2 separate regions of the Homo sapiens genome follow, and region 2 is linked to region 1. The links are chromatin loops, found by intact Hi-C in ENCODE. Cell type or tissue: PC-3. All regions are shown on one strand. Links, peaks and the distances in the headings refer to the core of each region. The heading gives the core; the rest is flanking DNA.

Region 1 (8,349 bases), core at 107-8,106:
AGAAGAAATAAGACCTAGTGTTTGATAGAATCAGTAGGGTGACTGCAGTTTACGGAAATGTATATTTCACATAGCTATTAGAGAATAATTAGAATCTTTCTAGCATACAGAAAAGAGAAATATTTGAGATGATGGATATCCCAATTATACTTATTTGATCTTTAAAAGTATGAATGTATTAAATTATTACATGTAACCAAAAACATGTACATCTATTGTGTATCAATACACAATGAAATAAAAATTTAAAAAAACAACAAAATTGCAAGACGTTGAAAGGGCCTAACCTGGCTCCCTGAGTAAAAATTGTGTAAGAGGGTTCTAGGGTATCCTCTGTTCACTATGTGTAGATCATAAGTTGAGGAAAGAGATTTTAACCATGAAGTTAAAGTCATATGCTACACCAAAGTAAGCTAGATGTTGATTTGCCAAATCTGTAGTTAATTTATCTCTGCTGGGCTCCATTTAGGATTTGATTTTAAGAAGGGAGTTGTTTGCCATAATGTTACAAGGTCAGCCCTGTTCTGGGTTTCTATTAGCTACAGTTAGTGTTTTGGAGTATCAGAGAAACGGTGCTTCCTTATATTCAGCTCATGGCATCAGGAGGCACAAAATCTGTGCTTTTACAGCAGCATAAATTTCTCTGGTCAAGGTCAGTTGTGTTAGCAAGGCACATATCATCGTATCAATTTTACATTTTCTAAGTCATTTTGTAGACATTTTGTTGAGTAAAAGTATTCTCTTACTTCTAGTAAGGTAGTTTCAGGAAAACACTTAAGTATTATATATGTAAACCAAACAGACTTTTCCCATTGATTAACTGTATTTTCCATTTTGATTTTAGAAATGTTTACCTTAAGCCTGGCCACAGCTTTGTGGCGACTTCTTCAATGTACTCCCTGCCTCAATCTGATGTGGCCATGCACTCGAAATTCTTAACTTTCTATTTACTCTTTTAGAGAGAGATGATTTGTATAATCTTTCTCTTCTCCACATCCCACTGTTCCCTGTATGTCCCTCCTTTTCTCTTGTGCCTCATTTTGTGTGTGCATTTGACAACAAATGCAGGGAGGAAAACAAACAAACTGAGTATAATCAGCAAGAAAAAACATCATCTTATGAACTGGCAACCAAATTCTTCATGAAGAATTTGGTTTTTGAAGAACAACTGTTTTTGTTCAAGATAATACTTTGAAAAAAGATTTGTCATAGAAGTTTAAAAACTTGAATAGACAGCTCTCATTGTCTGTAAGGCTAGGTTTCTGCGGCTTTTAATGTGTAAGAGACTTGTCCCATTTAACAATAAATATTTTAGTGCCACTTAAAAGTATAATTAATATATCTTTCTTAAAAGTGGTATTCCCTCCCTCTACGTATATTTCTCTTTCCTCAGCCCCAAAAGCACATATTCAGGGAGGGAAGGTAAGGGATTTACATCCTTTTTCCATCACTACGTCAAAACTTATACAATTTATACAATTTAATATTATTAAGGTAGTTAATGTAGCAGTTCATGTGAAGTTACTCAGTAGAAATACTTTAAATCATATAAAAATATAGCTGAATATAAATTGAAGGGTCAGAGATTAAGGGTGAAGCAAGTTTTAAAAATCAGAAGCATTTCCAAATTCAAGTTATTTGGGGTAGCTGTAGAGAAATAATTGAATGACCCTTAGCAATATTTTAGGAAAACTTTTACCTAATGAAAAATTCTACTCCAAAGCTGTGTTTTACTTCATAAAATTAATAGAAAGTGGGGAATATCTCTACACTTCCAATATCATGCTTTCCTTTAGTCCTAGTAAAAAGGGACCCAGAATCTTTGTTTTACCCTCCCAAATTACCCACTTTAATACGAATACATGAAAATAGATTTTAAAAAAGAAGTGAATAAAATAGATGAATTTGTCCTTTTTTTTTTTAACTATGGTCCTTAGACAATAGCTTTCAACTCTCCATAGAACTGGAACAACTTGCACGATGTTGACTACAGTAAGATAACAAAATTGTATATTGTATGAGGCAAATACGTGTGGTTGTCTTATCTAACCACAATGATAAGTACGGTAGTGTCATCCAGGGTTTCATCTTCTGCAGTTCAGTTACCTATGGTCAACCACGGTCGCAAAGTAGGTTGAGATCATTACAATGAGATATTTTGAAAGAAAGAACACTTTCACATACCTTTTACTGCAGTATATTGCTGTAATTATTCTTTTTCATTATTAGCATTGTTAGTCTCTTATTCTGCCTAACTGATAAGCTTTATTGTATGTAAGTATAGGAAAAAACATAGTGTATATAGGGTTTGGTGCTATTACCAGGGTCAGGCATCCACTAGGGGTCTGGAAACACATCCCCTGTGGGTAAGGGAAGACTACTGTACATAATTTGATTCTTTCTTTCTTTTTCCCAAATAGTGGTCATATTTGATCAGTCACCTTTGCTCATGAAGAGCACATTGGCAAGGACAACACAAAGAAGCTTGTTCTGCAACTCGGTTTTCTTATGTTAAATATTTAGTTTTCTGCTTGCTTCTTCTTATCTGTTTGTACTTGGTAAGGCTCCCTCCTTCTTATGTGATAGGTTGGATGCTGCCGGAGAGGTTACTAGTGCATGGAAGCTCCAAAACAGAGTGGAATGGAAAATTATAGCCTCAAGGGTATCCTTGGGAAGGAGCCAGACAAAAGGTGCATGCCCACATTGAGACAAAGCTAAAGCAAAACTACCAGGTGTTAGAAAACCCAGAGCACATATACAAGAACAAGGCAAAAAATTCCTGTTACTCTAACAGTATGCCTTACTTTTCTTTAATTTTACTTATTTGTAAAGTAGACAAATGCCCCTGTTGTGTCTTGTTGAGTTACAAGTGCAACAAGTAGCATTCTAGAGTGGGATGTTACTGTCAGTGCCTGTTTTGGGTCACTTTAATATACTGCTGTTTAATTGATTTTATATCTGAAGATGCAGGTCTTTAACATGGACAGATTTTCATAAGATCACTGGAATACTGGCTTTCTTTTGTTTTGCGATGAGGGCAAATTTTCTGTGGTTTATTTTTCCCCATTTCTGGTGAAAATAATATTCTCTTTTCCTCTTCTACAGGGAAGATGGCAGTTTCCTCAGTTAAACTTAGGATCTTTGTCCCTTTTAAATAGGCCATTGTATAAAATACAAATGATCAAAATTGTATCACAGTAATAATTAGCTAATTTTTTTGCAGAAGTTTTTTGGTGGGGTTTTTTTTTGGTGTCAACACAACTTTAAAATAACAAATAATAAGAGAAAACTTTTTAACATTGTAGGAATATGTGAAATTGAATAGCAAACTCAATTTAGATGAGTTCACATGAATAACATACTTCAGGTTGGTAATATTCCAGAAGGTTCAACTGCCTCATAGAAAATTAAATCTCTGAAAAATTCCCCGACTAAAAATCATTTGAAAATTCTAATTTTTTCTAATTATTTGGATTTTCTTATGTTAGATTTCATTTCATGGAAGGATATTGAGTTTGTGTATATTCCTGTGTGTGAACATGTGCTTGTGTGTGCTCTTAATAGCGGTTATTTTTCAAAGCAATAGTCTTTCAAGCCTTTCTCTAATCTCTCCAGCATCTAAAATGAGGTGATATAAAACTCCCAGGTGGGTACTAAATATTAGATTTGTTGACACCAGCATGGGTGCTTGAGTGGTAGTGGGAAAAAGAAAAATGATTGTCTAGAGTTTGTATGCTACAGAATTGAGGTGGTTTCAGCTGCTTTCATTTCCTTTAAAGAATAATATTGTTTTTTTCAAATGAGGAGGATTAAGTAAGCACCTTAAAAAAAGAGGAGCAATATATTGACAACATCTGGTATGAAGAGTTATTATAAAAGGTAAGAGGATCTGTGCCAGAAAAAGAATGGAGAGGGAGATTCTCTCTAATAAATAAATTTCTTTTAAATGTGCCTAAAACATTAAGGGGGTTTTTCCCATTTAAATTTATCTTTGAAAACTCCCTAGAGAAGGAGAGTGGTTTCTGTAACAGCTGGTTAGAATTGCTGAGCAAATGTCTGGAAAAGATGATTTTGAAACAATGTGTTTTGTAATGTTTAAACATTTTACATTTTTGTTGAAACCTGACTTCTGATGAAGAAAATCGCTCTGTACAGCAGGCCTGCGCTGTGGGCTGCTTTTCTGCTTTCTCTAGAGCTGAGTCACTGAGGACTGCTACCTTAGCTCCTCAAAGCTGTTAAATTTCTCGAAGGGAAGCTGAGTCATTAGGAAATGTACCAGAATAGGAGAAAGTAGGTCATTTTGCTAGACTTGGCAAAACTTTCATCAGCTTCAGATTCGCAAGATCTGCAGTTCTCAAACTCCAGGGTTAATCAGAATCTCCTGGAGGGCTTATTCAAACATGCGTGTCTGGGCCCTCCTGGCAGAGTTCCTGATTCAGTAGGTCTGAGCTGAGCCCCGAGGATCTGTATTTCTGACAGGTTCCTAGGTGAAGGTGATGCCGCTAAACCTCGGCCCATACTTTGAGAATTGTTACACTAGTGAAAGCTTGGAGAGAAAAAAAAAATTAGACAAGCCTTCCCCAAAGGTTTGGCAGTCAGCTTCATAGTTGGATGGAGGAGGACACTACCATTTATTAATCACTAGATACTGTCCCAGTCTTGACATTCAATCTTCCATCCAATTCTGTAACATGAGTCATGGTATATCTATGCTGCATAATCATCTGTACAGAACTCACAGAACTCAGTTAGTTTGTTTCCTTCCTCTTCTCTCCTCTCCTCTCCTTTTTCTTTTTTTTCTCCATTGCCCTGGCTGAGGTACAGTGGCGTGATCTTGGTTGACTGCAACCTCCACCTGTGGGGTTCAAGTGACTCTCCTGCCTCAGCCTCTTGAGTAGCTGGGACTACAGGTTCACACCATCACACCTGGCTAATTTTTGTATTTTCATTAGGGACGAGGTTTCGCCATGTTAGCCAGGCCGGTCTCAAACTGCTGACCTCCTCAGCTTCGCAAAGTGCTGGGATTACAGATGTGAGCCACCGCGCCCAGTCCAGAACTCAGTTTCCATAATCAACCTGCCCAGAGTTTAAAGCCAGAGAAGCAGGTGCATCTGAATTTCTGCCTTTGTCTGTTTAGATCTAAAGGTTCAACTCTTTCTATCAAAACATACTTTTGTACTTGTTCTCAACGTGTCTTTATTTCCTCTTCTTTTTCATTCATACATGTTATTCAGAGGATCTCAAAATTCTTTGGAGTTTTACAAAGGAAAAGTTCAATTTCCAAAATTTTTTTGCGACCTGACATCCCCTACTATCAGGTAACACTAATTTATTTAATATTGACTTTGCTTATGAGTAATGGCAATGCACAAAGCTGATGAAAGCCGAAATTCCATCAGATGGATTTAGCAAATTAACAGGAGAGAGAAACTACTTAGTTTGTGAGAAACTACTCGTTTGTAAACTATGCAAAAAGGATAGACATTGTCTTACCTAATCACAAATAAGCCTTTCCCAAAGGAAGTGGTTACCTTTTAAATGTGTGCACTTATGTTTGTTTTTAATCCAAATTTGTGCCAAGGAATTATGTAATTATTATTTCTGTACAAAAGTTACTTAGCCATTCCTAAATTATCATTCATTGATGTCTGAGAGTAAATAATTTTAGTACCACTACGATTAAATTGTAGCAGGAAAAAAAACTATGAAATAGACTCATTCTGAGTCATTGCTTATAGCCATTTAAAGTTGATTAGCAATGTTAGTTTAGGAGATGTAAAAATGCAAAATTTTATTTTTAAGTTATAATATTTTAATTTGTAATTTCAATGAGCTATAAAGGAATGTTTATATTTATGGAAACTCTATGAAATATAAAGAAATGCTCTCACAGATGTCATTTTAGATATATTAAGTCTGCTAAATTCAAATAAAAGTTTTGGTACTAACGTGTGAGCACCTGGATGGCGGGGGCTGGGTGTTATATATTTTTACATCGAAGATGAAGTCCTGCATAGTGACTTGCATGTGAATAGGAGTCAGGAAGCATTGACCAAATGATAAAGCATTGCTCCAGCTGAGTTACAGGCCTATTCTTTTTAGCTCAAATCAACCCATTAAATTATTTGTGAGATAAAATTTTTCTCAAGTGTATTTTTCCAATAAGAACTTGAAAAAGTTGTACGTTTTATTTTATTTGAAAATGTATTAATAACTTTACACTATTGACTTTCTCCTTTCATATATTTTTAAATATGAGAAGGCTATTATCTGTTTATATGTGATTATATTGCCATTTGGCCTCAATTGCTCTTACTCTCCTCCCCCACTGGGCCACATTTCTAGGTCAAATTATTAAGGGAAAAAAGATGCAGGATTTTCAAGATATAACCTCTCACAGAGTATATATCTTAAAAGAGGAAAATGTATCCTGCACGCTGAGGATTACCTATGGCTAAATGAGAGTTGAAAATAGAAGCATGTGTTAAACTGGAAGTCAATTTGAGAGAATGTAATAGAGGACAGTCTGACAGGTGTTAATGTTACCCTCAAAGGGAATAAGCTGGAAGCTATAAAAAGTGTATGTAGCCACCACTCATTATGATACATGATATTCTTGCTGACTTGAAGTAGGAAGATGAAAATAACTAGTTTGTTTAAAGCTGCATATTCTGATAATTTAGGATTTAACTTTCTGCTTTGAACAACTTTTTCATGTGGAAAACCTTAACTTTTTATAGGTATAATTTGTTATTTTTAATAATGCTTATAAAAGTTTTTTTAAAAAGTAAGCTGTATTGTAGAAATCATCAAATACCAACTAGAATTATATTTTAATATTTTATAGATTTTACTCATAGAGTAAAAATTACATTGTTAGATATGTAAGGGGTGGTAACACCTTTTAAAAATCTTGGTTGTCCTTGTTTGTTCTGTAGTTTATGAAAAACAGAGATTCTAAAGATTGCACCTATGCATGAAATCTGATTTGCTCTTTTGTGCAGTATAAGAGTATGGCTGATTTCTTTCAATTCTGAGAACCTTACATAGGAGACCCCAACCTCTACATAGGTTACAAGTGAATAGACTCTGATTTCCGTTGATTTTATTTCATGTAAAACTATAACCTTCACAACTACACATCAATCTCAAACTTCTTTGAATGGCTCACTACTTAAAAGTCATTTTTCCCTAAATGATATGTATAGATATAAGTGATCTGAAAAATATTTTCAAGATTTTATTGTCCTTCTTACCTATATGCAGAATTGACATATATGCCTATATAAAAGTGGAAAATCTGTATATGATGAAACACCATACGTAGTTAAAATACAAGAGCCAGATTGAGAAAGAATATCTGCAGATTGGGAATAGAATAATTAATGGTCAAAGGATTGGTATCTTGAATATGAAGAAAAGTTTCTATAAATCCAAATAGAAAAACAAATGAAGAAAAGGAAAAAAAATGCAAAGGTTTTGAATAATAAGTTTACAGAGGAAAGGAAGGGCAAACATTGACAAGATGCTCATGCTCACTGTCTAGGAATTGGTAATTAAAAGAAAATGCTTTCTTAAGATTGGTAAAATGGATAAGGAGTGATAAGATAGATTCAGTGTTGGCTTTCTACACTGGTGTGGGAAGGCAGTTGCTCTTCATATTACCAATGGTGGGGATGGAAATTGCTAAAGCCTTTTTGGTAGGATAGTTTATGAAACAACTTTTAGAACTAAAAACAATGTGTAACTTTTGATCAGGCATTCAAATGCTAGGTATCTGTTCTAGAGAAATACATAGGCGTGTACACTGCAGAATTGTAATAGCTAAAATTAATCCCTAATTGTCATTGCTGTGGACACAAAGTTCATACGTTGAAGCATTAACCCTCAATGTGAGTGTAAGGAGTTAATTAAAGTAAAATAACTTTGTGAGGGTGGGGCCCTGATATGATAGGGTTAGTGTCTTATAAGAAGAGTTATAAGAGAACTTGTGCTCTTTCTGTTTCTCTCTCTTTCCCCAGCTATGTGTGTACAAGTACAAACAAGGTCCAGTGAGCACACGAGATAGCCAGGAGGCTTCCTATACCTGAAAGTATTTCTTAAGCCATTTTCTTCTTCGTACAGATGACACATTACCTCCTTGTTGGATGAATGCATTGCCTTCTTGTTGAGAAAAAAATTAATTCTTATACCAGGAGATTCCGACTGCCTGTAATGTGTTCAGTTCCCTGAATCACAGGGAATATGCCCAGTCCACCATTCCTTTCAAACTCATCCTCTGACTGTAGATGAAAGGAGATAATTAGAGTCGTAGACATTGGGATTGCTCTCTTATAAAATTTACTCTAT
Region 2 (8,349 bases), core at 74-8,073, 310 kb before region 1:
AGTGTCTTGCCATGTCCCTAGGGTTGGGTAACTCTGCTTTAGGTGTAGGCCCCAGCCTCTGCTTGTTGCCCCTGTTCAAACTTGGATGCCTTCTGCTGTACTGACCAGATACGTATCCCTCAATCTGAGCCAGGAGCACTTTTACTTTCTGAATCGGACTAGTTTTCAGTTTCCCTGCCTCTGGGCAGGTTAGGCCAGATGGTAGACACACCTCTGCAAATGGACTTCTTCAAAGGCCGCACTTTGGCCTTGGGAGTGTGAGACTTTGGCAGAGTGATTTGAGCAATAAAACCTTACATATGCACAGCATATTTTTTTCAAGGAGTTTGGATATTTCCTACCATAGTGAATGTCAGGGACAAAAGGCAAAAGATTGGGAAGCTGTCTCATAGCTAGATTCAATTCCCTTATTGTCCCTGACTCAAGGTGTGGAGTGGTGTTTTCCTCGCCCACGAGGTTGTAGGAATTTACCTTACTATACTCTGCTTCTCCCCATCCCCCCACAAAAAAAGAATGATAGCGTTGTCCAAAGGTACTTTCCAGGGGTTCTGTCAGTTAGGAAGTCAGAGGCAGTTCTTAGCCTGTGCATCTGAGCATAAAAGCTTTTCAGTGCCCACAAATAGGGAAGTCTGAGAAATTGGCTCAAGCCAACTAAATCTACTAAAAGTGAAGTCTAAATCAGAAAGCACTATTGAAAAGTCTTTTGTCTCATGTCAATTCTCATAACAATCCTGAAAGGTATGTAGGATCTCTTATGAATTCCCATTAAGACAAGGAAACTGAGACACAGAAAGGGTGAGTCACTTGTCCAGAATCCCACAGGTAGTAGGTGGCAGAGCCCAGCTCGGGACCCAGACATCCAGTTCAGTAGCCTGTGCCAGTCTTCAAGGTGGTACTTAGACAAGACATTCATGAAGTAGTATTTGGATCACACATTTTCTCCCTGAGGCAAACAGATGGAAATGTAACCTACAGTCAAGATTACTTGGGGAATATTAAGTACAAACAAAGAGGAATTAGGTTTTCTTAATGAAGGGTTCTTCAGCTAAGAGTGCTTGAAACATATTCTTCCCCCACCGAGGAGAGCATCAGCCAGCGAGATGATGAAGTCTTCTGGTGAGGACACCTCCTAGGGACTAGACAGGCTAACTTCTTGGTCCCATCCTCTTTTCCCTCACTCTACCACTCAGAGATTTCTGTTAACCCTTTCTTCTCTTAGCTTTGCTAATGTTATTGTCTTTGCCACAGCTTCAAACATGCTAATTGCCAGGCTTTGACTGCAGCTCCTCTCTAATCTCTTGATTGGAACTGAATCTGGAAGCTCATTAGCCAGCCCTTCCTGGGTTAGGATTCTGATTCTGGGCTTGCTTTTATGGGCTCTTGACTCACCATTTTGGATTGACCTACTTAGTTCTAAAGCTGAAGTTTTCATTTTGCTTTGTAACATTTGGGGGAAATTCTCAGTCAACAGTTGTCAAGAGGGTCTCCCATTTGGGAACGGCAACAGCATTTAGACCTTTGGTGTGTTATTTTATTCCAATTATTTTGTTCAAAGGTCCCTGAGATCAAGTGTACAGGAATTAAAGAAGCTTTCCCGGGGATGCTAGGGACAGGATGAGATGATAGTAAAACTCTGGGGCTCTTCTGTACAGCACAAAATATAGGCAGAAGCAGCATGACTTGTCCTCTTGAATAATCTGGAAAAGTGGCACTATTTGAAATGGGTTAATATGTTGATATGACTGTTTTAAGATGATTGAAAAAATATTAGCGAAAGAAATGTGAAAACAGGACTTGATTTTTCACATCTTTTCTCCAGTGTTATTCACCACCAGTTTGGACCTGCAAATATAAACTCAGAAAGCAGACTCTCCAACTACCTGTTTCTAAACTTATGTCATTTGTAAATGGTTCATATGCCTGAGACTGTTTCTATATCCTATTCTATGATATAAGTCTAGCACCTGATTTTAATCTTTTAAATAGATAATTATAATATTTTAATAATAATATGAATATAAATATTATAGCCGTGTTTAGGAAAAACAAAAAATGCCAAATTGAGTATAGTAATAGTCCTTTCTGGTCAGCATTCTTATTTTAATGATGATATCAATAGATATTTTGCACGAAAGTTTGGTTACTCTGCGCAACAAAAATCGACTTTAAGAGATAAGTAAAACTTTTCAAACACTCCTAGCAAGTCACTCAGGCTGGAGTGCAATGGTGCAATCTCGGCTCACCACCACCTCTCCCTCCTGGGTACAAGCCGTTCTCCTGCCTCAGCCTCTAAGTAGCTGGGATTACAGGCGCCCACCACTGCGCCTAGCTAATTTTTGTATTTTTAGTAGGGAGGGGCTTTCACCATGTTGACCAGGCTGGTCTCGAACACCTGACCTCAGGTGATCCACCCGCCCCAGTCTCCCAAAGTGCTGGGATTGCAGGCATGAGCTACCGCGCCTAGCCCTAGCAACTCCTAATAGTCTAGCAAACGTCTATCTGGTTCAAAAGTAATGAAGGGCTTTGTTATCTAGTGAGAGTCATGTGTATTGAGGGATCAAGCCACACCAAAGAGACTTTAGAAATACTTGTTCCTCAAGTAAGCTTGATGGACGGAGCCAAATCTAGGATGGCAAAATGGCCAGAGGCGATGTTCACAGTCCACGCCATTGCATACTTGAAGGTGCATCCTTCATGGTGAACACTTCACCTCACAGTCTGACTCTTGATTTTTTTGCATAATGTTCAATAGGATGGGGAAAAGAATAAATTATTTCAGAAAAAAATTAAAACAACAGTGTGCTGGACACATTCCCTACGTCCCTTCAGATCCACCCTCCACCCTTTTCCACACAAACTCTTAGCTACAGGAGTTTCACAGGACTTTCTGCCTTCTGCCTCCAAGTGGGCTTGATCAGTGAAATGTACCTGTAGGAGATAGATGTGGAAGGATATGAGATGGGTGTACTTAGTCTCCCAGCTCTCTTTCTGCCACGTTGCTATGGATTGGCTGCATCTCTGCTGGGCTAGTGTTCATGATATGTCAGGTGGCCCTTTCTATATCAGTCTTAGTAGGGATGTAATGTCTTCCCATCTTGCTAGCTCTAACTGCACCTGCCATTGTTGGGTTGCCTAAAGCTGCCCACACCAGTAAGTGGTTTCTGTAGTAAAGTTTCATCACTTAACCTGGTTAAAGTGTGCCATGTGATTCTTTCTAGAAACCTGATTGACACAAACATTAAAACTAAAAGCCAATGGTTTTAGGTGAGGTCATTTGTAATAAAATGAGAAGTAATTTTGAAAACTTCATCAACTACACAGATGCACATTGATTTAGGTAGGAAAAGGTAAAGGATAAATTTTTCTCAAGGCTGAATTATTTTACCTTACAGAGAAAAAAATATTAAAAAGATATCAGAACTAGAGGCAAAAGCTTAGAAGAATGAATTCATTGTTTATCTTAACTATAACTTAAGGAGAGTTTAAAATTTTTGGTGAGGTAAGCAGAGATTTATTTTGTTTTAGAGCTCTTATTCACAATCAGTACCTTCAAGGCAAAACTGCGGAGGCTTTCATTGCATATGGCAAAATGGCTATAACAAAAATGAAGTTTGAGAGTTGGGTAATGAGAATTGATTCTGTGGATAACCACTCTTAGTTTGTAAATTTGATGAAAATTATAGAGTTAGAAATAAATAAGCAACACTCTCAGCAATTTTTCATCACTTAAAATATCCTTTGAGTAATTCTGCAGGGCATACTCGAAACTGATGAGTGGATCAAAAATGCTTACTGATCATCACATGTCAGAAGTGACATGACCTCACAGGAGAAAGACTACTGAAATGTTCACCAACAGTAGTATGAAAATTTGTACTAAAGCCCCTTTGGCCACATTCTGGAAATCTCAGTCCTGGGTGTAGCTTCCAGGAGAGCAGAGGTATTGCTTCTCTCATTTACTGCTGTATAACCTAAAATAGAACCTGACACATAGTAGTCACTAGATAAATATTTGCTGAACAGCTGAATCAATTTAATGGGTGTTTCCTTGGTGATTACTCTGGTTTTGCTCATAAAGTTTTGTTTTGTTTTGTTTGGCAGGGGAGCCTTGTTCTGTCGACCAGGCTGGAGTACACTGTTGCCATGTTGCCATCATAGCTTACTGCAGCCTCAACTTCCCGGGCTCAACACACCTCAGCCTCCTGAGTAGCTGGGACCACAGGTGTGAGCCACCACATGTGGCTAATTTTTTTATTCTTTGTAGAGACGAGTTCTCCCTATGTTGCCCAGGCTGGTCTTGAACTCCTAGGATCAAGTGATCCTCCCACCTTGGCTTCCCAAAATGCTAGGATTACAGGCATGAGTCACCACACTCAGCTCTTTGCTCATAAAGTTATAAAAAAGTAAACGATTGCCATTTGTAATACATATTTAGATGACTAACTTCTCAATTTGTAATAACAATTATAAACCTTCGGCAGTGGAGAGAAATTGCCTGGATAAAGCTGAAGGACCCAGTGGATTAACATCCCATTCTTTAGCCAAAGAGATGGTAAGAAAATACTTTTTCTTAATGAAAATTAATCTAAAACATATTTTTAATAAAAAAACAATATGAATGTACTGTCAAGTAGAATGCAAAATTAAAATGATTTTCTTTTAGCTAGAATATGAGACATGAGGGGGTTTGCCTTTCTTGCAATGGCTTCTGATACGGTTTCACTGTGTCCCCACCCAAATCTCATCTTGAACTGTAATCTCCATAATCCCCAAGTGTTTCGGGGGGACCCGGTAGGAGGTAATTGAAATATGGGGGTGGTTTCCCCCTTGCTGTTCTTGTGATAGTGAGTTCTTATGAGATCTGATGGTTTTATAAGTGTCTACCATTTTCCCTGTTTGCACTCATTCTTTCTCCTGCCACCCTGTGAAGAGGTGCCTTCCACCATGATTGTAAGTTTTCTGAGGCCTCCCCAACCCTGCAGAACTGTGAGTCAATTTTAAACCTCTTTTCTTTGTAAATTACCTAGTCCCAAGCAGTTCTTCATAGCAGCACAAGAATGGACTAATACAGCTTCCTTCTCAAGATGCTGGAAGTTCCTGTTAACTCTCCTAGGCTTTCAGGAATCCTGCTCACAGGCTTCAATAGACGTTTTGGCCATTGTATCAGACCCATATGAGCCACTATCACTAAGCTACTATCAGCTATTTATTTGGTTCCATTTTCTGCTAATTCACCCTTTTGGGTGTTTTTCTGAAAATAACTGGAGTCATTTACAATACATTCCTTCATCTATTCAAGCATTCATATTATCTCTAGGTCTGTTTATCACTCATTACCTGAGCCCTCGTTTCCATGTAAAGCATCGTGTCTGTGAATTTTTAACAGTTCTTTTATTACCTTATTTCTTAGGTTGGATTATCTGCAGAACAGACTATGAGAAGGAGATTCATATGTGTAAATTTATTGGTGAATGTGCTCAAAATCAGTTCTTGTGTGGAAGTGAAGTAGGGTTACGTGGAGAAAGGAGTTGGGAAGGGACACTTTTGCAACAAAGGTTTTCCATAACTGTGATGGACATTCAGAGTTGATCAGCCTTCAAGCAAGGGGTCTGGGCCTTTATTCCTTCCCTCACACACATAGACCACTCACTGAATGTGGGCATGTGGGCTGCCCTATGAATGAGGTCCAATCTTGGGCAATGAGGCTCTGTTCCATTGAGGGTAATTCCTGGTTAGTGGCTCAGATGAGATTCTCAGCTGCCAACAATACCAGCATCACCGGATGAGTATTCAGTCCTGAAGGGGGAGTGGGTCTGTGTGATTCACTGTAGCGCACATTATACTATAGTAGGGTAGGGGTGGAAAAGGTGTAAGGCCCTTCCTCACCCATCGTAAGGGTCATGGCCTACACTCCTACAGTAAAAGACAGATTAACAAGAGAAAAGCATAACAAATTTACTTAATCAAAGTTTTATGTGACACAGGAGCCTTCAGACATGAAGACTCAAATACCCAGGGAAAACTGTACATTTTTATGTCTGAATTTGATGAAGAATAGGCAAACAGCCATGTATAAATGTAATTGGACAAACATGGGATTAAATAATGGTAATAGGCTAGGGAGGCAGGGACCTAGCAAGACCTGTCTGTTCAGATTCTTCTTGGCCTCTCTGTGTAGAGTTCCTTCCTTCTAGCTATCAGGCAGGACTCCTCTGGAACAAAAGTCTTATGCTCTACTACCAGCTAAGGTAGATCAGAGAACTTCTCCATGGCCAGTTCCTATACAGAAAGGTTAGAGTAAGGGGAAGGCTAGAGTCGTATTTCTGGGTTTTATGACTTACTTTGGGAAAGATGGGTTCTATTTTCTATGACCCACCATGGGGAAGAGGAATTCTGGTTTCTATGACTTGCTTTGGAGGAGAAAGAGGGGTAGGGGGCAGGAGATAGGAGGGCAGCAGAAGATCAGAGAGAGAGAGAGAGACTTTGCTTCTGAAACTGCTTCTGAGGGCTTCCAACCTCCTTTAGTTCAAAGGACTAGCATGCCAAAGTGCCATACTTTGGGATATTGTTTTCTGAGCCCCAGCAGTAGGGTTCAAATGCTCTTCTGGGGAGTTCCTCCTAACAATATGCCTCTCAAGAATAAAGTTTCATTGTCTCTGGTTTCTGCCTATGGTTGGCCATATTTGCAACCATCAAATAGTTATTCAAGAAAAAATGGTTTGCTTGTTTCTTCTGGAATGCAGAAAAGTCCCAGGCCTTGGCTCTGTTCTTATGCTGTATCTTCCCATCCTAAATGGGTGTTTCCTTGGTGATTACTCTAGTTTAGCTCATAAAGTGTTTTTGTTTTTGGTTTGTTTGTTTGTTTTTGGGACAGTCTTGCTCTGTTGCCTAAGCTGAAGTGCAGGGGCACGATCACATAGCTTCCTGCAGCTTCCTGCAATCACGGCTTACCAACTCCTAAGAGCCAGTGTTCAATTTCCTTTCTTCAAGAAAATTTATTCAAGTTTCCATTGACTTCCCAATTACTCTAGCTATAATCCAGTTTATTGTCAGTAGGCCCTGGGTTCATTCTGGCAAAAATATATGTAAAAGCCTTGGGTCCATGACTTATTGTCCATTAATTTATCTCCTCTTGAATTTACTTTTAAGTTCTTTTTGTTCTTTGCTAGAATAAGTTGCTTTGGTTTTAAGAATCAGTCTCACTCAAAATAATGTGACAAAAAATAATTGGTTAGCAGGTGACTGTTATTTTGACAATATTTGTAGGTTAGTACTGGGGTCAATGGACACTTGAGGCAGCTCCAAAAGTGCTTTTATCTCACGAGCCACTGAAATCTCAAGGTTTTGGCTTTTTGATTCCTTCAATACCAAGCAGCCAATCCTCTTCTATTCTGTAGCCTACATACTAGAAGGAGCCAATCTGTGTGGCTTAGCTGATCACCAATGACTTTACTTGCTTTTAATATCAGATTATATCAGGGGTTGACTAGCCTATGCATGGCTGTCTTTGAGTCAGGGACCACTCTTAGTCTTATCCATAGCTATCCTAGTCCTTCAGCATATAGCACTGCCTCTTTGAGTAAGGAACTTGCAACTTAATGAAACTTATTGGATTTGGTAGAGGCATGACCGACATATGCTACTCATTGTTAATACCATCATTTTGTGGGTATCACTTGCCAGAAGTTTTATATACATGGTAAACGGATAGTTATTTTTGTTTGCTGTGAAATTGCTCTTTTCAAGTCTTGTGAGACATGTTAAAGTCCATATATAACCTATTTATTTTCTTTATTCTATTTATATTCTGATTATATAATAAAAGAGCATTTAAAAAGTCGTAACATATACATATTAACAAGTGTGCACACGTTTGAAGGAAAATATGGATTAATTCATTTTTTGATATTGAAATAAAATTATACTTATTCATGTATACATGTGGCAAAGCATTAATGGCTGTATCAAATAATTTTATACAAATGAATCATAACTGTAAATCATATAGTCTTTCAAATCTTCCATTATGAATTCATGGATTAGAATTCATTTAGAATTCATTATGAATTCTAAAATTATAGCATATAAAATAAATGAAATATTATCAGATAGCACGTAGTTTGACCGCAGCATTTAATATTAATAAGATTTTTGGATTTGCTGCTTACAGTACTATGCAATCATAGCTAAACCAAACTATTAATTTGAGTTGATAACTGAGCAAGAGTAGAAATTTTTTTATTTCTTAAATGATGACGGAAATTAATGGTGATTTTGGCAATCAGGGAAGAGCTTATATTTCACTGTTAAAATGTAGAAGTGCTTTCTCTTGAGAAAAGCATGAATTTA

What was found. Peaks named below come from ENCODE experiments on the same cell type or tissue, not always from the same donor. Only the 100,000 strongest peaks of a DNase experiment are listed, where the experiment ranks them.
Region 2: a loop joins it to region 1, with 2.7 times the contacts of the local background. A loop is called at or near these places in 3 of 110 quality-filtered maps.

What each region holds. Positions count from the first base shown.
Region 1 is chr2:204,838,623-204,846,971 of GRCh38, forward strand. The region is part of intron 2 of PARD3B (par-3 family cell polarity regulator beta); the gene reads left to right. Among named protein-coding and RNA genes, the nearest start is that of PARD3B, 300 kb to the left of the region's middle. In PC-3, for the core only: no CTCF peak of the experiment used is centred there; DNase peaks (open chromatin) are centred at 4,239 and 4,689; H3K4me3 peaks cover 449 bases; H3K27ac peaks cover 1,339 bases.
Region 2 is chr2:204,529,808-204,538,156 of GRCh38, forward strand. No RefSeq gene overlaps it. Among named protein-coding and RNA genes, the nearest start is that of PARD3B, 11 kb to the right of the region's middle. In PC-3, for the core only: no CTCF peak of the experiment used is centred there; DNase peaks (open chromatin) are centred at 4,024 and 4,354; H3K4me3 peaks cover 619 bases; H3K27ac peaks cover 1,829 bases.